Linked DNA regions of Mus musculus: region 1 is linked to region 2. A link is a loop called in an ENCODE intact Hi-C map of the cell type or tissue named here. Cell type or tissue: left cerebral cortex. All regions are shown on one strand.

The links. A loop is a pair of places that touch in the nucleus more often than their neighbours do. Peaks named below come from ENCODE experiments on the same cell type or tissue, not always from the same donor. Only the 100,000 strongest peaks of a DNase experiment are listed, where the experiment ranks them.
Region 1: it touches region 2 in a loop (7-fold over the local background); 2 of 42 quality-filtered maps call a loop at or near these places.

Annotation. Positions count from the first base shown.
Region 1 is chr4:138,453,024-138,455,523 of GRCm38, forward strand. It overlaps Camk2n1 (calcium/calmodulin-dependent protein kinase II inhibitor 1), which reads left to right and starts at 2,125. Exons shown (of 2, transcript NM_025451.2): 1 at 2,125-2,328. The coding sequence starts at 2,163. In left cerebral cortex, no CTCF peak of the experiment used is centred here; DNase peaks (open chromatin) are centred at 1,365, 1,690, 2,147 and 2,406; H3K4me3 peaks cover 2,022 bases; H3K27ac peaks cover 2,500 bases.
Region 2 is chr4:138,721,633-138,724,132 of GRCm38, forward strand. All of the region lies in intron 1 of Ubxn10 (UBX domain protein 10), which reads right to left. Among named protein-coding and RNA genes, the nearest start is that of Ubxn10, 2.4 kb to the right of the region's middle. In left cerebral cortex, no CTCF peak of the experiment used is centred here; DNase peaks (open chromatin) are centred at 1,355, 2,049 and 2,238; H3K27ac peaks cover 2,244 bases.

The DNA of each region.
Region 1 (2,500 bases), 270 kb before region 2:
CGGGGGCCTTCTCCTCTTTAACTGTCTTGAGGGGCACACCGGCAGTTGGGCAGGGGAGACTACTGGGGTTCAGGGAGGATAGACCCCTTGCCTAAAGTGTCACTGCAAGGGAAGCACAGGGTTGGGGTTCAAGATCGGGCCTGTACCCAGAAGTCAAGTTTATTCCACCTGTCACAATCTATTTCTCCACCCCTTCGTCTTCGCATCCTGAGGTCTGGATTCTGGAAACCAGCCAGCCCTTTAACATTGGGGGGAGGGGGCACGGGTTCTAGGCTGCGTCATCCCTGGCTGATGGCAACCCCCTCCCCTGCTCTCCGGCGAGGGGGCGGGGTGCTAGGTGAGTTAGGAGCCTAATGACAAGGATTAGCTTCCTAGCCCTGCCTCTCTCCTGCAGGCTGCTGACCTTGGACTGGTTACCCCTCGCTGGGGTTAGGCCAGCTCTGCTGAGCAGGTCTGGTCTCCTTGGGGAGAGCAGGTGCTCCAGGCTCAGGCGAGGATAATGAGCACTCCTCACGCACCTTGCCCCCTTGAAGTTACCATCTGGCAGACAGATGCGCCTGCCAGGCCTCCTGGGCTTCCCGGGTCTCCCTCCCAGGGTGCAGGAGCACGCTCCGGGTTTTGAGGCTGCAGTATCTCTCCAGAGCTTTATTAAGACTGTTGTTATAAGAGAGGTCCCGGAGGGCAAAGGGCTGCAGGCCCGGGGCGTCCCCAGCGAGTCAGAGGGCTCTAGGAGCCGGGCATCCCGGGCAAGCCCAGAGTAATGAGGCTCTCCCCTATCCCGCGGGAGGCGGGGCTGCCCCCTCCTCCCCTCCTTCTTGTCCCCGGGGTTGGTGCGGGGGGAGCCAGGGCCCCCGCACAGAGGGACAAGAAGTGAGAAAAAGGCCTTCCTGGCAGATCCAGTGGGCACGGGGATAGAGGAATGCCCGGCAGGGTCTAAGTGGGGCACAAGTGTGGTGGGGGAAGGGAGAGGAGTGCCCGCGGGTGGCCCAGTACGCTCCGATCCTTGACCTCTGTAACTGGCCTCCAGGGAGGTCAGCATCCGCGTCCTTCCCGGCCGGTGCGTCCTCGGTCCCCTCCCCTCCCACTGCTTCGGGTTCCCCTCGGGAGTCACAGCCAGCCGAGCCGGCGCGCACAGGCTCCGGGTCGGGTAAACACCGCGCGGGAGGGGCGCGGGCCGTGCGGGGCGGGGCGGGGCGGGGCGGGGCGCACCGGGGCCCCTCAGCGCAGGCGGGACGGAGGGAACGGGGGCGGGGGCAGGAAGCCAGCCGCGGTCCGGCGCGGCCCCGTGACGTCGCTTAGCTTCCAGGGATCTCTCCCCGAGGCCCACGGGTCCCCTCCTCCCTCCCTCCTCTGGCGCCTCGCTTTCAGCCTGGGCTGGCATTCTCCCTAGCAGCTCGCAGGCTGCTCCTTCGTCCCTGCCTCCCTCTGTCCCCCCTCTCTCCTCCTTCCTTCTCCGACCCTCTATTTTTCCCTCTTTCGCTTCTCCGCTCTGCCTCTCCGATCCAAATCTAGTCTCCCCCCTTTTCTTTTTCTCCCTCCTTCCTCACCCTCCCTCCTCCCGCCGCTCCCCTTGCCTTCTTCTGTCTTTCTGTTTTTCTCCCCGTCGCCCTCTCGGTTTCTTCCCTCCCTCCCTCCCTCCCTCCGGGTTTCCTCCCCCTGCCCTCCCTCCTTTTTGCTCCCCTCCCCCTCGGCCGCTCGCTGCTTCACAGTCCCCGAGTCGCCGCCGCTGCCGCCGCCCGCATCCGCGGCAGGACTGGCCCGCGCGCTCCCCGGGGTGCGCCCACCTCGGTCCCGCGCCCTCCGGGCTCGCAGGGACACCCTCCTCCCCGCGCGTCGCGGCCCCGCCCGGCTCGGCCCCCGCCCCGCGCCCGAGAGCGCCGAGGATGTGAGTCCTGCCCGCCGCTGCCGGAGCAGCAGCCACTCGCGCGCGGAGCCCGAGCGCAGCGCAGCTCAGCTGCGGGCGCTCGTTGGGTCGCTCGCGCGGGCTGCGCGCTCCTGCCCCAAGCGGTGTCCCTCCCCGGCCTCTCGCCGGCCCCAGCGCCGCGGCAGCCCCGAGGGCCGTCCCCGGCCGGCCATCCCCGGCCCCAGCGCCGCTGACCCTGTCCTCCGCGGGCGGGGACGCGGGCGGAGGAGGTGCCGCCTCGGAGCCCCCGGACGCGACCATGTCGGAGGTGCTGCCCTACGGCGACGAGAAGCTGAGCCCCTACGGCGACGGCGGCGACGTGGGCCAGATCTTCTCGTGCCGCCTGCAGGACACCAACAACTTCTTCGGGGCTGGGCAGAGCAAGCGGCCTCCCAAGCTGGGCCAGATCGGCCGGAGCAAGCGCGGTGAGTTCCCCGCCCCTTACCCCCTGCGGTGCTGGTGCTGCAGCCTGGCTGGGGCTCAGGGGTCCCCGCGGTAGTAGGAGGACCATCTGCGAGATCTAGGGATCCCTCCTGCGGCGGAAGCTGGATCAGGCCTCGGGCAAGAGTCCCCGCTTGTCCGGGCCACCAGCGGGGT
Region 2 (2,500 bases):
AAGGAATGGTAAGTACTATGAAGAAAAGAAAAGCCAATTCTCGCTGTCATGGAGAAGGGCCTACACGCAGAAAGGCCAGTCGGAGGGGGAACGAGCCATGTGACAAGCTGGAGTATGTGACAAGCTGGAGTCACGGTCAGGCATCCATGGATGCTTTTGTTTGTTCTGACTACTGCACTGGGACATAACCAGTATGGTCACACACTCAAGAGAGTGCACTGTGCTCTGGTAACATCTGATTGGGCCCAACCCAGAAAAGCGTCCAGGGGACAGAAGGGCCCCACCGGGGAAGTCCTACATCAGGCAAAATGTGCCCGGCTCCAGAGTCCTTTCTGGCTCCCTGGGCTGGAAGCTCCCTAAGGGAGTGGCTCAACACAGACCTCAGATGCAGATGAAGAATGTCAGAGGCAGACTGTATTTGCTTAGAGAGGGGAAGGCAACCCTGCTAAGACTCTCTGCAGGGCAACCAGGCTCAGCTCTACTCAATAGCAGGTCACTTCTCCAGACAAGGGACACAGTCTGTCTGCAGTGACATCACTCACTATAGACACACCACCCTCTGGGATTCCCACCCAGCCCTCCTGCCATGGGCTGCCTACACTTTGCCCTTACACACAGGTCACATGGAACAAGGCTCCCCAGTCTGGTCACAGCAAGCCTCCTCAGGAAGACCTAGAGAGCATCTATTTTGACTTTTCTGTCTGTACTGTCCATAGACACCTGCTTTAGAACATTTCCCTAAGGCGCTAGTTGTGGCTCTTCCTTCTCCTACTTAGTGTTAAACAGCTGGGAGATGGCAGCCCCCAAATGTGCCCTGTCCACTGCACAGAACGGTCAGGAGGCTGACTTCAGAGCTCCCCCGTCCCCGCCCCCTCCCATGCAGTTGCCTCAAGACAACAAAACATTTCTTGGGTTGATCCGTCCCTTCCACCTACGCACTGTCACTCACCTAAGAGTTGACTTCCCCCAAGCTCCTCCATCAAGCAGCCCTCAGGAGCACTAGTCCAGGTTCGTGGGCTTAGGTGTGACCCCTGCCCCCAGATGCTCTGTGTGTTCTCTCCTGTACTAGACCACCAGGAACCAGGCCACAGGGAACCAAAACATACTATTTCTACGAATCCAGGGGAGCCTGCTGTTCAAAATCTCTGACCAGGTTCCCTTCCGTTTTCACGTTTTAATCCTCTTTATCCATGTGTCCTGTGTGTCTGTGTGTTTTGCATGTTTGGGGGTACATGTGTAGGCAGGTACACATGCACAGATAGAGGCCAAGGTTTGATGTGAGTAGAAATCAGCCTCCATGGCTCTTATGCCTTATTCACTGAGGCAGGACCTCTCAATCAAACCCAGAGCTCATCCATATGGCTAGTCTTGCTAGACTGGGGATCCTGTCTCTGCCTTCTGGGGCTGGAGTTATAGGTGAGCTGGCACACTCACCCAGCACTTTCATGGATTGTGGGAATCCAAATTCTGGACCTTGGGCAAATGCTATCCCCACTGAGCCGTCACCTCCCTCCCTCCCTCCCTCCTTCCCTCCCTCTCACCCTTCCCCCCCCTCTCTCCCACACACACACCCCACACACACACCCGGTTAACGGGTGAAAAGGCTCTGTGGCTATCCCTGCTCTACACAGCCAAACCTTCCTCCATTCTCCCCCTCTGTTCTCCATGCCCAATCTGGAGGCAGGTAGTTCAGAAACTTCTTCCTGAGCGAAAAGTTTTGACGCCAGAAATGCCTGCCCCTTCCCTTGCTCATTTATTTTCTGATCAACCATAAAGTTTTTTTTCCCTATGAGTTTCTCGTTCGGAGTGGCAGGAGAAAGCCATAGCTGTCCAGCTGAGGCGAGGATAAGCCTCTAGCTGAGCTTCCATCCTTCTCACTTGGGAATGGCTATTAATTTGCCACAGCTTCCACAGAATTATCACAGGCTTGGCTTCCAACACCCACACATGCCTGGGGAAGGTTTGGCTGTCAGGAAGTTTGGTAACTTAGAAACCTCTCCCTAACAACTTCGATGAGAAAAGTCATGCGTTCTCCCAGGCACTCTGCGGGGTTATTTTTAACAGTCAAACTTGAGTGTGTGCGTGTCGTTGCTATACCTTTTGGTACTCTGTATAATTAGCCGTGTTCAGGGGGTGTCATATTCAAGACACCCTGGTCATAAGATAACATGACTTGCAAGCTATCTCAAGAGAAAAACCTCAATTATGACTAATTCTCATAAGCCCACTCAAGGCTATTTCGAGACTAACACCTCCTTCAGGTAAAGCCGTTACACCCAACCTGCTTTTATAACCCACCGCCTCCTACCCAGCACAGAGACCATCTGTTACACAGAGGGAACACCAGCTCCCACCCCCACCCAGAAGGAGGGCAGGATGCTACAGGAAACAGGTGTTTGGAGAACGGCAGCCATGGCGCCTTCAGAGATACACACACACACACCCTGGGTCCCAAACTCTACCTTTGCCCTCTGTCTAGGCTCCTGCGACAGCACAATCC